Regions from separate parts of the Mus musculus genome. Here regions 1, 3 and 4 are each linked to region 2. The links are chromatin loops, found by intact Hi-C in ENCODE. Cell type or tissue: left cerebral cortex. All regions are shown on one strand. Links, peaks and the distances in the headings refer to the core of each region. The heading gives the core; the rest is flanking DNA. Region 1 has its middle 33 kb from the start of Foxj2. Region 2 has its middle 38 kb from the start of Nanog. Region 3 has its middle 13 kb from the start of Nanog. Region 4 has its middle 22 kb from the start of Foxj2.

What was found. A loop is a pair of places that touch in the nucleus more often than their neighbours do. Peaks named below come from ENCODE experiments on the same cell type or tissue, not always from the same donor. Only the 100,000 strongest peaks of a DNase experiment are listed, where the experiment ranks them.
Region 1: a loop joins it to region 2, with 5 times the contacts of the local background. A loop is called at or near these places in 30 of 42 quality-filtered maps.
Region 3: a loop joins it to region 2, with 8 times the contacts of the local background. A loop is called at or near these places in 28 of 42 quality-filtered maps.
Region 4: it touches region 2 in a loop (3-fold over the local background); 29 of 42 quality-filtered maps call a loop at or near these places.

Annotation. Positions count from the first base shown.
Region 1 is chr6:122,784,106-122,789,686 of GRCm38, reverse strand. It overlaps a transcript of Slc2a3 not described here. Among named protein-coding and RNA genes, the nearest start is that of Foxj2, 33 kb to the left of the region's middle. In left cerebral cortex, for the core only: CTCF peaks have their summits at 3,209 (motif pointing right) and 4,600 (motif pointing right); DNase peaks (open chromatin) are centred at 3,188 and 4,581; H3K27ac peaks cover 555 bases.
Region 2 is chr6:122,666,425-122,672,005 of GRCm38, reverse strand. No RefSeq gene overlaps it. Among named protein-coding and RNA genes, the nearest start is that of Nanog, 38 kb to the left of the region's middle. In left cerebral cortex, for the core only: a CTCF peak has its summit at 2,406 (motif pointing left); DNase peaks (open chromatin) are centred at 1,960, 2,394 and 4,045; H3K4me3 peaks cover 778 bases; H3K27ac peaks cover 823 bases.
Region 3 is chr6:122,717,743-122,723,323 of GRCm38, reverse strand. No RefSeq gene overlaps it. Among named protein-coding and RNA genes, the nearest start is that of Nanog, 13 kb to the right of the region's middle. In left cerebral cortex, for the core only: a CTCF peak has its summit at 3,150 (motif pointing right); a DNase peak (open chromatin) is centred at 3,164.
Region 4 is chr6:122,795,649-122,801,229 of GRCm38, reverse strand. It overlaps a transcript of Slc2a3 not described here. Among named protein-coding and RNA genes, the nearest start is that of Foxj2, 22 kb to the left of the region's middle. In left cerebral cortex, for the core only: a CTCF peak has its summit at 3,077 (motif pointing right); no DNase peak of the experiment used is centred there; H3K4me3 peaks cover 47 bases; H3K27ac peaks cover 242 bases.

The sequences.
Region 1 (5,581 bases), core at 297-5,296, 120 kb before region 2:
ACAATGGGAAAAATGAGGTCACATGCATGTTTCTAAGGGGTCACTCTGGCTGTTGTCTAGAGATTAGATCATGTGAAGGCAAACAAGGAGACAGAGAAGAGTTCTATTCTAGGAACCACGGGTTATCGTGAAAGTGACTTGTGCCAGAGTGACTGGACTATCGGAAGTGGTAAGATCCCACAGGAATGGGCGTGGTGGTACACGCCTTTAATCCTGGGAGGCAGAGGCAGGTGGATTTCTGAGTTCAAGGCCAGCCTGGTCTACAAAGTGAGTTCCAGGACAGCCTGGGCTATACAGAGAAACCCTGTCTCGAAAAACAAAAAACAAAAACAAACAAACAAACAAACAAACGCTACACATTTCTAGTTCTGGGGCTGGCGAGATGGCTCAGTGGTTAAGAGCGCCGACTGCTCTTCCGAAGGTCCCGAGTTCAAATCCCAGCAACCACATGGTGGCTCGCAACCATCCGTAACGAAATCTGATGCCCTCTTCTGGAGTATCTGAGGGCAGCTACCGTGTACTTACATTAAATAAATAAATAAATGTTTTTTTAAAAAAAAAGAGGCTAATGAACTGTCCAGAGGTGCAAAGGTTATCCAGAAGATAGACTGATTCCTCTATTGGGGGCAACCATCCCTAGTGGGAAAATTGGAGAAAGGACCAGATAGAGTACAACAGGGCAGGGTCCCAGAGCACTTTCCCATCTGACTCCTGATAGACACCCAGGCCAACAACCCAAGTGTAAGGCCCAAATCTGAGATCCCTATTGGGAACTCCAGGGAGCTGGGACAGAAGAGAAAGGTTTGAGTACTGAGTTTTGAGGACTGCTAGTATTTAGCAATGCTGAGAAACCACAGTAAGACGGTGTAGAAACCTAGGGTGATGGCTCTAAAGCCAAGTGAACCCGGACGCAACGCCTGCGATCTCAGTACACAGGAGGCAGAGGCAGAAGGATCACCATGCATTTGAAGCCAGCCTGGGGTGCAGAGTAAGTTCCAGGTTATCTTGGGCTACTATGACACCTTGTCCCCACACCCCAAAATAAAATCCAAGCAGAGAAATTAAAAGGCCTTCCTGGCTTCCTGGTAGGTTAAATGTGTGTGTGGAGCTAAGGAAGGCTGGGAAGATGTAGCTTAAAAACTAATCAGAGCTGAGCGTGGTGGCACTTGCCTTCCTTCATCCCAGCACTCAGGAGGCAGAGATGTGCAGATTTCTTTGAGTTCAAGGACAGCCTGGTCTACAGAGCGATTTCCAGGACAGCCAAGGAAGGCTACACAGAGAAACCCTGTCTCAAACAAACAACAATAAACAAACAAATCAGAGAGCGGGACGTGTAACCCAGGTGATAGTCCTATCTTTTATTTCCAGCACCACAGAAACCAACGGTGGTAGTGAGTGGCCAAACCTACTCCATCTTGGAACGAGCCTCCATTGTAATACAGGGGAAAAAAGCCTGAGATCTTGGCCCTTAGCTGCACCCACGTACCAGGAAGGACCCCGAAGCTTGTCCTTGGCCGGAGTTACTCCCTAGCTACTTCCTAGCAGCAATTAATCAAAAATTAGTCTGATTGTTTCAGATGTGCTTACAGACAGGTTTGTGATTGTATACGGTCTTGCTTCAGAGCACCCACCTGTCGGTTTACAATAGTTGTGCAGTTAGATGATTGCCAAGCTAGGCCCTCATTTACTTCCATCTTCTGTAAAATCTTGTCTCGGTGAGAGTTTGGAGCTGCCTCACCAAAAACCATCCTGTGGGCCAGTGGTGAGTAAGTCCAAACTTGAGTTGGTAATATAGAGACCTTAATGTGATTATATCGGAAATAGCACCTTGGTGGTCTTTTGGGGTTCACAAATGCTTTGTGGCGCAACAGTAGCACACCAGTAATCCCAGCACTTGGAAAGGTGGAGGCAGAAAGATCCGAAGTTCAAGGTCATCCTTAGCTATACAGCAAATATGAGGCTAGCCTGGGCTACTTCAGACCCTGTCACAAAACAAAGCAAAACACAGCTAAGCAGAGAAATGTGTTGTGAGTGGCCATGATTGGGTCTGTTAACCATGATTGGGTCTGTTAAGGTGGAGTGTGTTGGTGACCCTGTCAAGATGGAGTGTGTCGGTGACCGTGACAGAGGCTGACTGAGGGAAATGGAGCCGTTCTTCAAAGCCTTGGTGGTGGAGCAATTGTCCAGCTCCTGGAAAGCTTAAGCTCCATTCCTGGCACTGAAAACTAATTAGACAAATAAAAAGGAACAGAGAGAGGGTCAGAGGAGAAGGAGAATTCTTGCTTTGATCCTCAGGAAGGAACTGTGTATTTTAGGGATTTTTTGTTGTTGTTTTTGTTTTTGGGGGGGGTTTGTTGTTGTTGTTTTCAAGACAGAGTTTCTCTGTGTAGCCCTGGCTGTCTTGGAACTCACTCTATAGACCAGGCTGGCCTCGAACTCTGAAATCCACCTGCCTCTGCCTCCCGAGTGCTGGGATTAAAGGCGTGTGCCACCACACCCGGCTTAGGGATTCTTTAATGCGTCATAACGCTCAGCACCCCACTTGATCTCACAGGCTGTACAATCCCTGTCCAGCTCTCACTACCACACAAATGTCCACTCTCCTGAGTTCCGTAGCTCTCAAATGAGACGGACTTAGAATATGAGGACTTAGAATATGAACTCATTAGAAAAGTAACTTTGTATTCCAGAAAGGAGTCACTTTCCAGACAGGATTGTTGGGTGAAAAAATAAGAAAGAGGTCCGGCTATCTAGAAAAGGCGTGGCTTAGCTGGAGTAGCTGACCCTGTATCTGTTTGACAAGAAACTGAGAGTGTACATAGAACAGGAATTAGATTTATTACTGAAGATAGATCATTTCTTTTGCTTCTATTTTATTATTTTCAATAAAATAATAGGTTAGTTTAGTCAAAAGGAAAAAGAGATCTTGGAGATTTAGCAGAGAGAAAAAAGAGTGGGAGATCTGGGGATGTATGCTAAGCCCTTGCTTAGCACGGACGAGTCTCTAGATTCAGTCCCCAGTGAAAGGAAGAAATTAAAGAATTCTGGTAGGTAAAAATAAAATAAAATCTTGTTAAGATAAGATAATTGCAGGCAGAGAAAATACTGGTTTGAAGAAAGAGCGCTCCTATTCTGCCCACGACCAGTGCGTTGGTGTATCTGCCTCCAGGGTCTGTTGCTAGGATGCCAACCTATTTTGACAGTTGGCACCAGGTGGCAGTGTAGATCCCTGTAGTTCCAAGTTCTTACTGCTTTTTTAGCCAGGCATTCAACTAAGAGAGGTGAGGCAGGTGCCTTGTGAACTGTTTTTAATTAGGCCTAGAAGACAAACCCTGGGAAGCCGAGAAGCCATTTGAGGCTATTTAGGGAACGGATGATAAAAGGAATGGAAGGAGAGATAGTGGCCTGGGAGCGGAGGAAGGAGGGTTATGGGAAGGGCGTGGGCTTTAACATTAGAAAGCGGAGGTCTTTGGCCTCTGACACTTGTGTGTTGAGTTGGGGGCTTAAAGACAAGGAAACCAGAGGTGGTGGGTCACTGAAAATTAGGTTCACCTGATTGACTTCAACATAGACCAGACCAGAGGCGGGAAGGAGAAGGATCTCAGAGCGCAGGCGCCTCTGAGGTCAGGTGCCCATGACAAAATCACTAAGGGAGGATCTCTTGGATGGTTCTGCTGACTCGGTGGCTTGCAGATGAGGGCCAGCAAACGACTCAGTAGGAGGTTCACCCTTCCGAGATTGTTAAACACAATATCTCTCAGAGCGGAGCCAGGGGTTGAGGCTGAGCTCACACCACACATGCAGGATTTAGCCACTCCTTTGTCATTGCAAAGTATCTGAGAAAACTTAAGCAGGGAGGGATTTCTTCTCTCACAGTTCCAGGATTTCAGTCCATTATCACTTGGTTCCATTGTCTGGAGGCCAAGGCTCGATGAGGTGGCTAGCCGGAAGCCTAAGGTGGCGAGAGGCAGCTCCTCTCATGGTAGAGTGGTGCAGAGAGAAGACAGATCCAGGGATTAGATATTCTTCTAAGGAATGCCTGCGGCTGGGCCCCACCCCACGTGATCCATATCACTATCGAGCTATGAATCCACTGAGCTGTGGATTAGTCAGGTCCTGCATGGTTCTTCCCAGAAGGCCTTTTAACTCTCAACCAAACCTTTTACCACGTGAGCCTTGGGTGTGGGGAGGAAGAGGGGGGAGGCACTTCATATCCAAACCGCAACAGATGCTTAAATAAATTGTTTGGATGCATTATGTGTGTTTAGAAAAAAAAAGCTAAAAAGGAGGCCCCAAATGGAAAGAAAGCGAGAGACTTGCAGGTTGCAGTGCAGATGGGGAGCACCTACTGGGCGTTACTGAAGACAAAGGAGGAAGAGGCGATCTTTGAGATGGGAGACTTCTGCTCTCAGTTCTCTTAGTTTTCTAGAACTGCTACCACCACCACCTGCCACCACACACACACACACACACACACACACACACACACACACACACACACACATTTTAAACTTAGCATCTGTTTCCTTTATGTTTAAATGTATGGATATTTTGACTGTGTGGATGTCTCTGTACCACATCCATGCATGTTGCCCCCAAGGCCAGAAGGGGGTGCAGTGCCTTCATGCAAAGTAGGAAAAGGTGCTTCTCTGAGTAGTTGGGGGCGGGGTGGTCTAGGAAGACCTCTTGTGCAAAGAAGCTTCAAAGCCTAGGATTAAAACTTTCCAAACTAAACTGTTATACTTAAAAGCCATTGTAGAGGATTTAGAGATTTAAAACCTTGGAATAAGTTGGGCAGTGGTGGCGCACGCCTTTAATCCCTGCTCTTGGGAGGCAGAGGCAGGCCGGTTTCTGAGTTCCAGGCCAGCTTGGTCTACAGAGTGAGTTCCAGGACAGCCAGGGCTACACAGAGAAACCCTGTCTTGAAAAAGAAAAAAAAACAAAACAAAAAAACAAAAAACCAACCTGAACTAGAGATGGTACATTCCAGTTTACAAAGCTATAAACAAACACAAAGCCTTTGTTCCTGGGCAAGCCTTTTAGCCAAATTAAACTTCTGAGAAAAGCTGACTTCCATTTTTATCTCAAATACCCATGTTAACATATGTTTCCATGCTAACCATCTTACTTTGACTGTTAGTTTGTTTATATTGCGTATATGTATCTGTGTGTACAGGCCCCAGGCACCTGTGGTGGTTAGAGGACGGCTTTATGGAATCTGTTCTCCACTCCCAACTTCATGTGGGTTCTGGGAATCAAATTCAGGTTGGCATGCTTCCACAGCGAGTACCTTTAACTCCTGACCCATCTCTCCAGTCCTCAACCATCTTAAGTTTGACCCAGACAGGAACCTCTCTGCCAGGTGATCTTCCTAAAGCTTTAGCATGCGTGAGAGTCGCTTGTAAGACTTGTTGCAGGTGTCTTGGCCTTACCCTGTCAAGAGTCTGATTCGCCACATCTGGATTGCATATCTCACAGGTGGTGATGTCACACAGGTGGTGATGTCTCACAGGTGGTGATGTCACACAGGTGGTGATGTCACACAGGTGGTGATGTCACACAGGTGGTGATGTCACACAGG
Region 2 (5,581 bases), core at 154-5,153:
AGTGCTGGGGTTAAATGGTACACCAGCACTCCCCACCTCTTTGCTTTTTTTTTTTTTTAAACAGGCTTTCAACTAAGTTGCCTAGGCTAGATTTGAACTTGGGTTCATCCTGCTTCATCCTCACAAATACTAAGATTTCAGGTTTTCTTGTTCAGCCTCCATGACACTTGTCATGGTTGGAATATCTGATCGTTCTCAAAACTCATCTGATGAAACCCTCCCCCTTGGAGGCGACGGTGTCGCGAGTGTCCTTAGGAGGGGTTGAAGTCATGTGGGCTCCATTCTCACAACTGGGGTTAATGCCCCAATTAGAAAGGCCCGAGCCTGTGTAGTCATACACCCCTGGTACCTCAGGCGTTACAGGCAAAGGCAGATCAAAGCAAGTTCTGCTCCAGCCTTACAAACAGACAGTGTCAACATGGGACTACATGGACATGTACGTTTCTGTATAGCAAAGGAAGCCATCAGCAGAATTAACAGGCAGCCCACAGAATGGGACGAAATCTACCAGCGGCACTTCAGACAAGGGGCTGATAGCCAAAATGTATGAAGGATTGCAGAAATTAAATACCAAGGGAATGAAACTATTTAAAAAAAAAAAGTCTTCAATATCGATAGTCAGATTAAAAGTATTTTAAGATACCTCCTCACCCCCCCTCAGAATGGCTCTCATCAACAAATCTGACAAAAAAAAAAAAAACAACAAAAAACAAAAACCCATTGGAGACATGCAAAAAGAAAGAGCTAAGCGGGGGTGGTGGTACATGCCTTTAATCTCAGCATTTGGGAGGCAAAGGCAGGTGGATATCTGTGAGATCAGCCTGGTCTACAGTCAGAACTGTAGAGAGACTGTGTCTCAAATAAATAAATAAATAAATAGATAAATAAATATGAATACAGATATTGGGAAATTGATTTGGAGACTTCTCAAAAAAATAAAAATAGAACTACACATGATCCAATTATTTCCTTCCCGGGCATATATCCAGAGAACTCGGTGCCCTGCCATAGAGATATTTGTACGCCTGTTTATTGAACTTTATTCACTATAGCAAAGAACTAAGATCAACCTAGTCCATCAAAAGATAGAAAAATATTAAACTCTCGGAACACTTAAGTCATGCAGTTTCAATATTTATTGTAGACTCTCAAAAAATTGTGTCTTAGGGAATAGAGACAGACAGAGGGGCTATCCTGGGTTACATTTGGAGTTCAAGGCAGTTCAGTTTGGGCTATAAAGTGAGTGAGGCCTTGCGTCAAAACAAAAACAAACAAACAAACACCTTTAAAACGGTTTCTTTAAAATGACTTTCTAAGTATGTTTTGTTATTTTATGTGTAATGGTGCTTTGTCAGCATGTTATGTGTGAGCACCCTGTGCATGCCTAGTGATGGCTGAGGCTGGAAGAGGACGCTGGATCCTCTGGGACTGAGTTACAGAGGTTGTGAGCTGCCGTGTCCCCTGCAGGAGCAACTTTGAGTGCCCCGAACCACGCTCCAGCCCACCGTGCTTAGCTCAGGTTGTAGTGCTTAGCTCAGGTTGTAGGAGGTTTCCGGTGCTCCCTCCGTCAGCTTTACCCTCACAGGCCACACAGAAGCCCCTCGCCTCTATCAACAAAGGCAGAATGTGCCCAGGGAAACTGGCCTGGCTGCCAGCCACTGATCCTAGGGTTGAATGGTACTTTCTCAGCTAGGCCTGTTTGTCACTCTGATTCCCACAATGTTCCTTTATCCTGATTGACCACCGAAACGGCTTCTCTGGTACTAGGGTTAGAAGAGATAAATAAATGTGAGGTTGCGCGTGGCAAAAAACCGGAAAGCTGTTTTTTGTTTGTTTGTATGTTTGTTTTTAAATTGCATATGTATGCCCCACCCCCACCCCCCTGTGGCAGGGTTTCACACTAGCTCGGGCTTGCGGGCGGGGAGGGGGGTTAGCGGGAGTCATTCTGTAGCTCAGGTTGGTAGAGAGATTCTCTTACGTAATGGAATTATGGGATTATGAGAGTGAACCATCATGCCTGGCTTTTTTCTTTATTTCTTTACTATTTTTTTAATTTCTGAGAGAGAAAATTCTTGGCAGTCTAGTAAATGTAGCAACAGATGAGATGGGAGCTGGGGGTGGGGGGTGGGGGGGGGAACATGGCGCCTTCCCCAGCCCCCATCTTCTTCCAAAATCGGGTCTTGATTTGTAACACTGGCTGTCCTGGAACTTGCTACGTAGTTCAGAATAGTCTCAAATTCACAGTGTCCTTTAATCATCTTTTTCATCAATAAGAAAAATTTGACCGACCAAGATGCACTTCAGCTTCTTCCGCTTCGTCTCCCCCCACTCCTTCCTTCACCTAGGAACTTGTTCTCGTCCCTATGGCTCCATCTGCTGCTGAGACAAGGAACTGCACATCACCCTTCTCACCAGGACAGTTCAACGCTTCACGAGGGCTGGGAAATAACGCCCCCTGTTGGTGGACTGTCGGACCAGACTCCTCCAGGCTTGAGGAGAAAGTAGCTTTTGCTGCTCGCTGCTGTGTTAAGGACACTCCCAGCTTTCCTTCATCTTATGATGTGTTTAACTAACAACACACACACAGCGTTACAGACACCTTCCTCAATGGCATTGAAGTGTGACGTTCTGGGAAAGGTTTTGATGTTTAAGTGCTAAACCATAGAATTCAAATGCGAAACTTGAATTCTATCCCTACAACCCATACAGAGCAGAAAAAGGAAGCAGACTCTCACCCAAGTTGTTCTGACCTGCACATGTGCACCAAGGCACACATGGCCTACCCCACACACAACTGAAAAGATTTCAACAATGTAAAATCCGAGTCAATGAGCCAGCTTGTCCCGGTGACAAGTGCTCAAGAAAAATGATTGGAAAGAGGAGTTACTTGGCTTATGGTTTCAGATGCAGGGCTGGCTGAACCATTACACTGGACCTGAGCTGAGGCAGAGTATCATGGCAATGGGAGTATGCGAGTGGCACCCATTCTCCAGACTGGGGTCCCACTCACCTGAACCCCTGGGCCAGAGCAAACCCTGTTTCCCCAGTTCTTACACATCTACCCTGATCCATTCCTACTTTGACCCAGACCCCCCCCGCCCCCGCCCCCCCCCCATCAGCTCTCACCTCCTGCCTTAAACCTACTCTATTTGCTGCTTTCTTGTTGTCCTGATAAAATACCACGACCAAAAGCTACCTATGAACAGAATGGTAGAACCAGAGGCACAGAACCCATTGTGTCAAGGGAGCACGGCAGCAAGCTGCAGGTATGGCGGCCTGGGCAGGAAGCTGAGAGCTCACATCTTCAACTGCAAGCACAAAGCAGAGACGGTGAACTGGTAACGCAGTGAGGCTATGTGTAACAGGCCTCCAGACCTTAGCACAACTGACGCCATGAAGGAAGTGCCATTCAGGCCATAAGACTCAGCATGTTGACAGTACCACCCACCAAAACTAAAACAAAGACCTCACCATCAAAGTCTATAGTTCTGGGAATGTCTCTAAATTTATTAACTCTGTTTCTTTTGGCTTCTGTAGTTCTGCTTTTGGCTAACTGAAGTATGTCAACCCAGAACATGGTTTAGAGCTTAAAAGCGCATCCTGAGAGAGACTTGGGGATACAGTGGGGTCTTGGACACCCAGTGTAGTAGCCTGAGGTTAATAAAGACCTTCTATTGGTTTAAACCTTTGACCTAATAGTCTTGTATGAGCTCCCAAAGTTCACCAGAGTCCTGTTTCCAGGGTAGAAACCAAAGCAGTGGATGTAGCTGATGGTTGGAGACTGAGTATGGAGTGGCCCACAGCATAAAGTTGTGTTTTCTTCAGCTATGTCAGCCTCCTTGAATGATCCTAAGCAGAGAAAGCAGTTTAGCCTCTGCTGCTCATCTTGGTAGCAGACTGAGGTTGAGGCCTCACCTTAATACTGACAGGCACTAGGGACTTGGAATGTGTTCTGCTGCAGTGGAAGGCCACAGATATCTCTTCTTGTCCTGGCTTTTGTTTGGGTAGTGTGGTGAAGGAAAGAGGCAGGAGGCTAGCCAGCTCTGTTAGCATCCATCTAGCTCCAGCTGGAACCGCTGTTGCTATAGGCAACCATAGGCTGCCATAGGCATCCCCCTCATCCTCTTCTACCAAGTACCTAGTTCTGCTGTACTCCAAGAGGTCCTGAGTGCTTCCAGGAGTTCAACAGGCATCCTGACACGTGCATAAGCAAACACTTGAACTCCTGTGGAAGCAATTACGGGCAGCGGAGGTGGGCGTGATGGTCTTCTTCAGGGGCACCCACAGTTGTGGGCTCAGCGGACTTGCTTGTTCTTTGTTTGGGAGCCACTTCCGTGTGATGCTGGCAAAGGTTGCACACCGGCAGCTGCCTTTTTCTCTTCCGGCACCTATGGGCTGCGGGTGAAGGGCAAGCATGTTTTTAGGTGCTCTGCCTTCCGGCTCTTGTGGGATCAGGAGGGGAGAGGTCATTTGAATGTTCAGCCCATGTGGAGGAACTGGACAAGCACTTGGGATGGGTTAACAGCCAAAGGCTCCATCACAGGGTACACGCATGGGGATTTCCTGTTATAAGGCTTGGCTTGCAGCTGGCGTTCTGTTGCGTTCTCACAGAGCAATACCATAGTTCACAGGGTTCACGGGGAAGTCATCTGAGAACTGTGTGGGCTGGAAAGAGCATCTCAGATTGTGGGGTAGTGGGCTGCGCACAGACAGCTTCAGTCGAGCAAAGGTCTGGAACCCCGGGGATTCCACTCCGACCCGACTCAGTGCAAAGCGGCTCAGAGTCGCACTCGCTTCACTTCGCCAGAACCCAAGCACCAGTCCTGGCCAGAGATCTCCGTGGAAAGCCTCTGGAATGCAGGCCCACATCAGATGGTATCCCCTTCTATGGAGAACATTCAGAGCATTGCTAGCGAGGGCATAATCTAACAGAAGGCTGACTTACAGATAAAAGAAACCATATTGGTCAGCTGATCACTGAAAGTCCAGAAGTCATGTGAGACATAGAAGTCACCTTTAGTGAGGCAGTTTATATACAATTCCCCCATTTTGTACAGATCTGCTACCTGTCTGCGGGGAGGGGGGGGGATCTAACTATGTAGCCCAGCCTGGCTTGGAACTCACTCTGCAAACCAGATTGGCTTCCACATCCCCCGTGCTGGGATCGAGGGGTCACAACACCACCCTGAGCTCCGTCTGCTCTTTTGGTTAGTTGTATTCCCTGGTTATTTCTTTCAGTGCTACTGCATCATATAGTGAACTGCACAGCTTCATAACTCACAGCATAACACAGAGCAGAGGAATGAAAGGGAGAGGGAGAGAGGGAGGGGGAGGGAGAGGAGGAGGGGGAGGAGGGGGAGGGGGAGGGGGAGGGAGAGATCCAATGGGCTAGGCCAGAGGGGTGTTAGGGGACTCATGGGAGAGAAATGGAGTATTGAATAGGACTTGCCTTGGCATATGTGCAGTTGTTGTTGTTGTTGTTGTTGTTGTTGGTGGTGGTGGTGGTGTGTGTGTGTGTGTGTGTGTGTGTGTGTGTGTGTGTATGTGTGTTGGGGATGGAACTCAGGACTTCAAACCTGCC
Region 3 (5,581 bases), core at 327-5,326, 51 kb before region 2:
CATATATATACACACATATGTATTTTACACATATACATATATGTATACATACATACATACACACATACATACATGCTGGCATGCAGGCAAAATACTCATACACAGAAAATAAAAATGATTTTTTTATTTAAGGACTGATTTTTTTTTCCTTCTCCATTTTTTATTAGGTATTTAGCTCATTTACATTTCCAATGCTATACCAAAAGTCCCCCATACCCACCCACCCCCCTTCCCCTACCCACCCACTCCCCCTTTTTGGCCCTGGCGTTCCCCTGTACTGGGGCATATAAAGTTTGCAAGTCCAATGGGCCTCTCTTTCCAGTGATGGCCGACTAGGCCATCTTTTGATACATATGCAGCTAGAGTCAAGAGCTCCGGGGTACTGGTTAGTTCATAATGTTGATCCACCTATAGGGTTGCAGATCCCTTTAGCTCCTTGGGTACTTTCTCTAGCTCCTCCATTGGGAGCCCTGTGATCCATCCATTAGCTGATTGTGAGCATACACTTCTGTGTTTGCTAGGCCCCGGCATAGTCTCACAAGAGACAGCTACATCTGGGTCCTTTCGATAAAATCTTGCTAGTGTATGCAATGGTGTCAGCGTTTGGATGCTGATTATGGGGTGGATCCTTGGATATGGCAGTCTCTACATGGACCATCCTTTCATCTCAGCTCCAAACTTTGTCTCTGTAACTCCTTCCAAGGGTGTTTTGTTCCCACTTCTAAGGAGGGGCATAGTGTCCACACTTCAGTTTTCATTTTTCTTGAGTTTCATGTGTTTAGGAAATTGTATCTTATATCTTGGGTATCCTAGGTTTTGGGCTAATATCCACTTATCAGTGAGTACATATTGTGTGAGTTCCTTTGTGAGTGTGTTACCTCACTGAGGATGATGCCCTCCAGGTCCATCCATTTGGCTAGGAATTTCATAAATTCATTCTTTTTAATAGCTGAGTAGTACTCCATTGTGTAGATGTACCACATTTTCTGTATCCATTCCTCTGTTGAGGGGCATCTGAGTTCTTTCCAGCTTCTGGCTATTATAAATAAGGCTGCTATGAACATAGTGGAGCATGTGTCCTTCTTACCAGTTGGGGCATCTTCTGGATATATGCCCAGGAGAGGTATTGCTGGATCCTCCGGTAGTAATATGTCCAATTTTCTGAGGAACCGCCAGACTGATTTCCAGAGTGGTTGTACAAGCCTGCAATCCCACCAACAATGGAGGAGTGTTCCTCTTTCTCCACATCCACGCCAGCATCTGCTGTCACCTGAATTTTTGATCTTAGCCATTCTGACTGGTGTGAGGTGGAATCTCAGGGTTGTTTTGATTTGCATTTCCCTGATGATTAAGGATGTTGAACATTTTTTCAGGTGCTTCTCTGCCATTCGGTATTCCTCAGGTGAGAATTCTTTGTTCAGTTCTGAGCCCCATTTTTTAATGGGGTTATTTGATTTTCTGAAGTCCACCTTCTTGAGTTCTTTATATATGTTGGATATTAGTCCCCTATCTGATTTAGGATAGGTAAAGATCCTTTCCCAATCTGTTGGTGGTCTTTTTGTCTTAATGACGGTGTCTTTTGCCTTGCAGAAACTTTGGAGTTTCATTAGGTCCCATTTGTCAATTCTCGATCTTACAGCACAAGCCATTGCTGTTCTGTTCAGGAATTTTTCCCCTGTGCCCATATCTTCAAGGCTTTTCCCCACTTTCTCCTCTATAAGTTTCAGTGTCTCTGGTTTTATGTGAAGTTCCTTGATCCACTTAGATTTGACCTTAGTACAAAGAGATAAGTATGGATCGATTCGCATTCTTCTACATGATAACAACCAGTTGTGCCAGCACCAATTGTTGAAAATGCTGTCTTTCTGGGCTGGTGAGATGGCTCAGTGGGTAAGAGCACCCGACTGCTCTTCCGAAGGTCCGAAGTTCAAATCCCAGCAACCACATGGTGGCTCACAACCATCCGTAACGAGATCTGACGCCCTCTTCTGGAGTGTCTGAAGACAGCTACAGTGTACTTACTTATAATAAATAAATAAATCTAAAAAAAATGTTGTTTAAAAAAAAAAAAAAAAAAAAAAAGAAAGACCAAAAAAAAAAAAAAAAAGAAAATGCTGTCTTTCTTCCACTGGATGGTTTTAGCTCCCTTGTCGAAGATCAAGTGACCATAGGTGTGTGGGTTCATTTCTGGGTCTTCAATTCTATTCCATTGGTCTACTTGTCTGTCTCTATACCAGTACCATGCAGTTTTTATCACAATTGCTCTTTAGTAAAGCTTTAGGTCAGACATGGTGATTCCACCAGAGGTTCTTTTATCCTTGAGAAGAGTTTTTGCTATCCTAGGTTTTTTGTTATTCCAGATGAATTTGCAAATTGCTCCTTCTAATCGTTGAAGAATTGATTTGGAATTTTGATGGGGATTGCATTGAATCTGTAGATTGCTTTTGGCAAGATAGCCATTTTTACAATGTTGATCCTGCCAATCTATGAGCATGGGAGATCTTTCCATCTTCTGAGATCTTCTTTAATTTCTTTCTTCAGAGATTTTATCATACAGATCTTTCACTTCCTTAGTTAGAGTCACGCTGATTTTTTTTAAAGATTTATTTATTATTATATGTAAGTACACTGTAGCTGGCTTCAGACACACCAGAAGAGGGCGTCAGATCTCATTACAGATGGTTGTAAGCCACCATGTGGTTGCTGGGATTTGAACTCAGGACCTTTGGAGGAGCAGTCAGTGCTCTTACCCTCTGAGCCATCTCGCCAGCCCCTGATTCTTTTATTTTTGAGACAGGGTTTCTCTGTATAGCTCTGCCTGTCCTGGGACTCATTTTGTAAACCAGGCTGGCCTCGAACTCAGAACCTGCCTCTACCTCCTGAGTGCTGGGATTAAAGGCGTGCGCCACCACGCCCAGCTGTGATTCTTTTTCTGTTAAGCTTTTCATCCCTTTCTCCTCTTTGAGCTCTATCTGAGTCTTGAGAAGACCCTTTAGTTCACCAAGTATGTCTTCCTAGCCCACCCTTGTCACTGATTGCCACCTGAAACCACATGTAGTTGAGGAATTTGTGGGTATCTCTCCTCCTCTTATCAGCCATGAAGTTAAACTGGAAGACAATTTAGAGACTGGTGAGTCCAATGCCACAGGGGACCGGTAGGGGGAGCTGCTATCCTCCAGTAAGTTTAAGATTCCTTCTGTGGCTCTGCCCAAAGCCAGACAGTCTAGTCTGGTTTAGGATCCAGATTTCAGGATTGGAGGTATAGTTTCAGGGGCGAGAGAGCATATGTGGGGCCCTGGGTTCCAGACCCAATTGTGCAATAGGAACTTAAGTTAATTTCACCTTTAAAACTGTTCATGTAAGCCAAGGACAGTGGCTAACACCTGTAGTCTTGGCTACTGGAAGGACTGAGCCAGAAGGCTCCCTTGAGCTCAGACATAAAGGACCAACCAAGGGAATATAATGAGGCCCCATTACTTTTCTCTTTGAAGTACATCGGCATTTAATGATAATATCTTGTTGTTGTTTATTTTGTTTTAAGACAAGGTCTCACTATGGAGGCCTGTATGGCCTGAGATTCTCCTGCCTCAGGTTCCTATAAGTGCTGGGTTTAAAAGCATGTGTCACCACATGCCCAGAAATAAATTTTTGTTTGTTTGTTTGGTTGGTTGGTTGGTTTGGTTTGGTTTGGTTTTCAAGACAGGGTTTCTCTGTGTAACCCTGGCTGTCCTGGAACTCACTTTGTAGAACAGGCTGGCCTCAAGCCTATGTCTATCTCCCAAGTACTGGGATTAAAGGCATGAGCCAACACCACCCAACATCTAAGATATTTTAACATAAGCATAAAGCCTGTGGGTTAAGGGACAGATTTGCTCAGGAGAGAGTGATGCCCACGCCCACTGAGAATGAGTGTGGGCTTACAAAGACCCCAGGTCAACCAGGTTTCATAGTGTAAGCCTCTAATCTTAGCACTCAGGAAGCAGAGGCAGGAAGATCTCTGTGAGTTCGAGGGCAGCCTGGTCTACAGAGTCCAAGAGGATTCTTGTAGAGGGGTCCAAGTTCAGTTCTCAGCACCCAAGTCCATTGGCTCACAAACACTTACAAATCCAGCTCCAGAGATCTGATGTTGCCTCTATACAGATGGCATTCACATATACACACACAGTAATGATAATAATAATGATGATGTAAATATTTTTTAAAAAGCAAGACAGTATCTAAAGTCCAAGAATTTAATCATTCATTATTTTGTTCCCATGAAAATGTGCACCAGGCCCAGCCTAAGCTCAGCCAGTTTTGTGGGGAGTTTGTTTACTTTAATTAAATTAATTTATTTAGGCAAATCCTAAAAAAAAAAAAAAAAAGAGAGAGAGAAAAACTAAACGTTAGACTCAATCATACTTCTCTTAATCTATCCATGGTTGATTTAACAGACACTTTAGGTGGCCTTGGAATAGGCCTTTAATCCCAGCACTAGACAGGCAGAGGCTGGCATATCTCTGTGAGTTTAAGGCCAGCCTAGTCTACACAATGAGGTCCAGGAGAGACAAAAGCAACGAAAATAACAAGGAGAAAAGAGGAAATCCAGGTAGCTAATCAGGACATTGATTAATGATGGTTGCTGTATTTGAGGAGTTTCTGTTAGTGATTACATTTTTTTGTAAAGATTTATTTATTATTATATGTAAGTACACTGTAACTGTCTTCAGACACCCCAGAAGAGGGCATCAGATCTCATTACGGATGGTTGTGAGCCACCATGTAGTTGCTGGAATTTGAACTCAGGACCTTCAGAAGAGCAGTTAGTGCTCTTATCTGCTGAGCCATCTCTCCAGCCTGTGATTGCATTTATTTACTTTGGGAAGTCAGGGAGAGGTGTATGCTATGGCCTGTGTGCAGAGGTCAGAGGGCAGGTCTGTGGAGTGTTTCCTCTCTGTCCATCTTGTGGACCCAAGAGATTGGATGCAAGCCAACAAGCTAGGCTTGTGGCAAGCCCTTCTACCCACTGAGGCATCTTGTGGGCCCAGTCTTGGGTTTTATTGTTGTTGTTTTTGAGGCAGTATCTCACCATGCAGCCTTGGTTAGCCTGAAATTCACTATACAGAGCAGGTAGGCCTTGAACTCACTGGCATTTGCTTACCTGCTTCTGTCTCCTTAGCGCTGGGACTACTGGGACTACAGATGCTGCTACGATGCCTGTCCAAAGATTAAGGTCTTTCTTTCTTTCTTTCTTTCTTTCTTTCTTTCTTTCTTTCTTTCTTTCTTTCTTTCTTCCTTCCTTTTCTGTTTTTCTCAGCTTAAAGCAACAAAAGCTATAAAATATTACACAAAATTAAAAGAGACAATCAGGAGATGGCTCAGTGGTTAAGAGCACTGACTGCTTTTCCTAAGGTCCTGAGTTCAATTCCCAGAAACCACATGGGGGCTCACAACCACCTGTAATGAGATCTGAAGACAGCTACAGTGTACTTACATATAATAAATAAATAAAATCTTTAATAAATAAATAAATTGTGAAAGAGAGAGAGAGAGAATCACTCTTTTACTCTGTTACTATCTCCCCCTAAGCCCCAGCTACCCT
Region 4 (5,581 bases), core at 306-5,305, 130 kb before region 2:
AATTACAGGCCTGTACATCTTCTCAAGGGAAATGTAACGGGTGAAGGAATCAGGACAGAACTGTGTGTTCTGCCAAGTGCGGGGTAGAGAAAGTGGTTTGTCTGAGAGGAACTACTGAGAGTGAACCCAGAGTGAATCCAAACAGAGGGAACTGGTCCGCGGAGAGGAAGGAATTGTGTTAGCCATGAAAGATGTCTGCTAGGGTCTTAAGCCAGAGGGATATTTTTTTTCTTAGCAAATTTGTGGGTAATTCAGTAAGTGACTTACTCCCTAAGTGTTTGAGAAAGGATGAAAGGCTACTGGGCAAAATGGTCTTAGTTTCTCCCGGTTTAATACATAAGCATAAAGAGCTATTCTGTGAGTTAATCACTTTAGTTTTTTTTTTTTTTTTTTTTTTTTTTTCACGACTACTGGGGACTGACCACATGCTAGGTTAGTGTTCCCCTGCTCAGCTATATTACCCACCCCCACCCGTGTGTGTGTGTGTGTGTGTGTGTGTGTGTGTGTGTGTGTGTGTGTGTGTGTGGTCTCCCTGTAATTTGTAGGATTTGTTGGGTTCCAGAGATCGAATTCAGGTTGTTAGGCTTAGCAGCAAGCAACCTCACCCGCTGAACTATCTTGCCAGTGCCAGAACCTCACTTTTTTTTTTAAAAAAAGATTTATTGTATGTAAGTACACTGTAGCTGTCTTCAGACACCAGAAGAAGGAATCAGGTTTTGTTATAGATGGTTGTGAGCCACCATGTGGTTGCTGGGATTTGAACACAGGACCTCCGGAAGAGCAGTCAGTGCTCTTAACCACTGAGCCATCTCTCCAGCCCCAGAACCTCACTTTTAAAGAAAAACATATTTATTTGAAGTGGAAGGGCCCCGTGGAGCTGTTCTGTGTTTATTTTGTTTTTCCAAAATAAGAGTGACACAGAAGGTAAGAGGGAGTTCTCAGGAGAAAGAGATGAGGAAGGGATCAAAAGACTAGAAAAGGCAAAGAGATCTTTGTCACAGACTGGCAGCCTATGCCCTCAGTCCCAGGACCTGGGAAGCTGAAGCCAGACAGGTTGTTTAACTAGCCATGCACACTGGTTCAGCAAAGGAAGGAAGAAGAAGAAGTATGAGAGGGTAAGATGGTGTGGCCAAAGTCTCCAACCAAGATAGTATATATTTTTAAAGATTTATTTATTATTTATTTTTTTAATTTTTAAAAAAGATTTATTTATTATATGTAAGTACACTGTAGCTGTCTTCAGACACTCCAGAAGAGGGCATCAGATCTCATTACAGATGGTTGTGAGCCACCATGTGGTTGCTGAAATTTGAACTCAGGACCTTCAAAAGAGTAGTCAGTGTTCTTACCCGCTGAGCCATCTCTCCAGCCTACTCTTTCTTTCTTTCTTTCTTTCTTTCTTTCTTTCTTTCTTTCTTTCTTTCTTTCTTTCTTTCATGCATAGAAGTGCACCACTATTACTCTCTTCAGATGCACCAGAGAGCATTACGGATGGTTGTGAGCCACCATGTGGTTGCTGGGACTTGAACTCAGGACCTCTGGAGGAGCAGTTGGTGCCCTTAACCACTGAGCCATCTCTCCAGCCCCCCAAGCTAGTATTTTTACTTACTTCATCTCAGCTAGCCTTCAAGGCAACCTGTCCATGTCAGGAGAAGGAGGGTAGAGAAAGCAGACATGGTGATGTTGACAGCCCCCTAAGCAGAACCATGATGTCTGACTGTTGCTACTCACTGAAATGGTCTGAACGAGGGTGAGAGTGAAAAGAGGCAGATGCTTTCCAATGTCCTGTTTTGTCATTTTAGATACAGAGTCTCACTGTGTAGTCCTGGCTGTCCTGAAATTCTCTATGTAGACCTGGCTGACCTCGAACTCACCCTTCTCAGTGGCAGGATTAAAGGAGTGTGACACTGGCTATTTCAGATACTTTAAACCTGTTGTTGTTCATAGTTAAATTTATTTGCAATCGTTGAAAACTAGAAGCAACACAAATGTTCATCAACAAAAAGTGAATGGAGGGGGCTGGAAAGATGGCTCAGCGGTTAAGAGCACTGACTTGTTCTTCCAGAGGTCCTGAGTTCAAATCCCAACAACCACATGGTGGCTCACAACCATCCTTAACGATATCTGACTCCCTCTTCTAGAATGTCTGAAGACAGCTACAGTGTACTTACATATAATAAATAAATCTTTTAAAAAAAGTGAATGGATAAATAACATATTACAGCCATGTGGTAGAATACTATAGGATTATTCTATACTGTAGAGGCATCTATACAAGAAAAGAGGCTATTGAAGCAGAGCTGGGTTTGTTTGATTTTTAAAAGATTTCAATATAACTTTTAAGCAGTAGGGTTAAGAGAAAAAAAGATGCACTTAAGAGTGAGTATGGGCTTCTCAAGGGAGAGATGCCAATCACAGACTATTGGTCGTATCAAAGCATAGCCAAATCTCTAAGTATTCTGAGGTCTTCAGTTGTAACTCTTCAAATACTGTAATTCTTACATGATGAATAAGCTGTATTAAATTACAGAATTTGTGATGGTAGAGAGACGGCTCAGTGGTTGGAGCACTGGCTGCTCTTGCAGAGGACCTAAGTTCAGTTCCCAGCACCCCATGGTGGCTCACAACCATCCATGGTAATTCCGGTTCTGGATCTGACACCTTTGCACTTTCTTGTGACCTCCCTGGGCACTGAGCATCTATACCGTAAACATGCATACATAAAGGCAAGACTCTAATCTACATAAAAAGTAACATAAACCATAAAAAAAAGAAGAAAATGGCAGAATTGGTGCCAGCAAGGTCACCTAGCTCACTTCCTGTCCATTTTGCAGATGGAGAAACTGCCAGTTGGTGACATGTAATGGCTCAAAATCTAGAGGTTTTTTTTGTTTTGTTTTTTTTGTTTGTTTGTTTTTTTTAGCATATTTAACCATCTTTTTCTTTCCTTCATCCAGTACCCTTCACTTGTTAGCCCCTCCACAATCTCTGGCGATTGAACAAGGTTCCCAGAAATTTTTTTTTTTTTTAAGATTTATTTATTTTATGTATGAGTACACTGTAGCTGTCTTCAGACACACCAGAAGAGGGCGCCAGATCCCATTACAGATGGTTGTGAGCCACCATGTAGTTGCTGGGAATTGAACCTCTGGAAGAACAGGCAGTGTTCTTACCCACAGAGCCATCTCTCCAGCCCAAGTTATTCTAATGTATCATTAGAATGTATGAAAACTCACCTCCGGTGTCACAGTGCCCATTTGTCTAGGAGATAACTCACGAGCTCTTCTTTCAGGAAACTTAATTAGATAGAATGAATAACTAAATAACTAATGACCAATTGCAATTTACAGGAAGCTGTGCCTTGAAGAGAAATTTGAAGAAGGATCAAGTCTTGCTACAATAGAGAGATGGAGAGCAGCAAACATAATGTGAGTATTAAGATTAATGTCAGACTGGTATCAAATTGTTGTGCTACTGTTGATAATCTCCATATTTACCACCTTCGTGAACGCCTTTTGTCTTGATAATTAAAAACATATAAATGATGACAGGAGAGCCCATCACTGCTTCAGTCAACAGGCTTAACATGTTCCCACATTTTTTTTGAGATTTTGGGGGTCAAGGTCTCTCTATGTAGCCATGGCTAGCCTAGAACTTCCCTATATAGACCAGGCTGGCCTCCAACCCACAACTGCCTCTGCCTCTCAGATGCTGGGATTAACGGTGTATGCCAGCATCTCCAGCCTTTCTTCCTTCCTTCCTTCCTTTCTTTCTTTCTTTCTTTCTTTCTTTCTTTCTTTCTGTCTGTCTGTCTGTCTGTCTATCTAAGGCAGAGTCTTGGGTGTCCAAGATACGCCCCAAAGTTTCTATGCAGTCAAGATTGACCTTGAACTTTTTCTGGTCCTCCAGCCTCCACATCCAGGCCTAGGCCACTAGGCCTGCTTATAGGAAGGAGTGCTAGCAGCTGAACACAGGGCTTCTTAATACTGGGCAATCACCCCACCATTACATTTGCCATTCACAGTGTTTTTACTTTTAAAAATTACATTATTGTGTGTGTTCGTGTGTGTACACACCCATGTTTGGGTACCAAGGTGCCTGGGCAGAGGCTGGAGGAGGAGTCATCTGGTGTAGTGGCAGGTCCCTCTACCTTCTGAGCCACTTTGCTGGCCCACTTCGTAGTTTCAGTGTGCGTTATTCAAAGTAACAAGAATGATAAAATACTCGAGCTCAGCACTGTAACAGCATCTGTAACTCTTGTTAAGGGTTGCACACTGTGTTTATGAGGAAATCTTGAACAGAACCATGGTGCCATAGATATGAAAAGCAGTGGAGAATCTATGAATTATGAATGCGTACAACCACCACCATTCTTTCAGGAGCCTCTCTGGTGTGCAACTTAGGCATGTTACTTGCAAAGCACCGTGATAAAATGTCCACGGAAGGTAATACGTGAGGCTCAGCCTTTTGGAATGGGTTAGGGGAGGGCAGACACCCTCTGATGGTTGGTGCATGTTACCTAAAGGCAGGGAACACATGGTTATTTCTGGGAAGGACTTTGCATAAAGCTGTTCTCTGGGAATTTGCTGGTATGTTTGTTTGTTTGTTTGTTTGTAGACAGGGTTTTCTCCTTAGCCCTGGCTGTCCTGGAGTTCACTCTGTAAACCAGGCTGGCCTCAAACTCGCAGAGATCCCCATGCCTCTGCCTCCTGAGTGCTGGCATTGAAGCCTTGTGGCACTCTACTGAGCATTTTTTTCCCCTTGTATCTTGTTTTGACTTTAATGGTTGGCCTTAGAGAAACATTGTCTCCTTTGGCGTGCTTTTCAAACTGAGAAAATCAGTCAGCCATTCTTTTTGTATCATTGCTAGCATATACTATTTGTAATATATGTATTTCCATAGGTGTATGTACTGTTCTTAAATCATTTGGTAATATTCCCTCCTCCCCTTATCCTTTGTCTTTCTCTGTCCCTCCAAGTCTCCCTTTTATTTTTATATCATTTTTTATATCATATTTTGGTTCTTCACACATTTGCATGTTGTCCTTGCATAGGGGCCAATCTCAGTCACATAAGTACATAAACTACAGAAGTGAGATAAGTGATCTTTTTTTTCCTACTATGCCTCTATTAAATATATTGTATGACTTTTCTTAGGTAGACATGGACACCTATTTATTCACCCCAGGTAGGGTACTGATGACAGACCAAAGAATTGATTCAATCTGATCCAACTGTAACTTAACCAGAATATGGATAGGGAATGACTTATCTGCCTACGGGTGACTCAAAGGCAGCAGCTTCGTCATCAAAAGAAGCTCATAGGGGTGGGTGAGATTCATCGTTGGAGTTCCCTCCACAACTTGCAGGCAGGTCCCTCACTCAGCTCACCACCCTCTACCCTCACCCCAACCCCTGCCAGCAGTTGCTTAACCTACCTCAGGGAGCTTCCTTGGCCTCCTCTTGGCAAGCTTGCAGCCCCCTCTCTCCTTCCAGAAAGGAATGCCTCAAGCTGGAAGAAACAGCTGCGCTGCACAGAGCCAGGGGAATTTACCCTACAGCGAGTGCTCCTGGATGATCA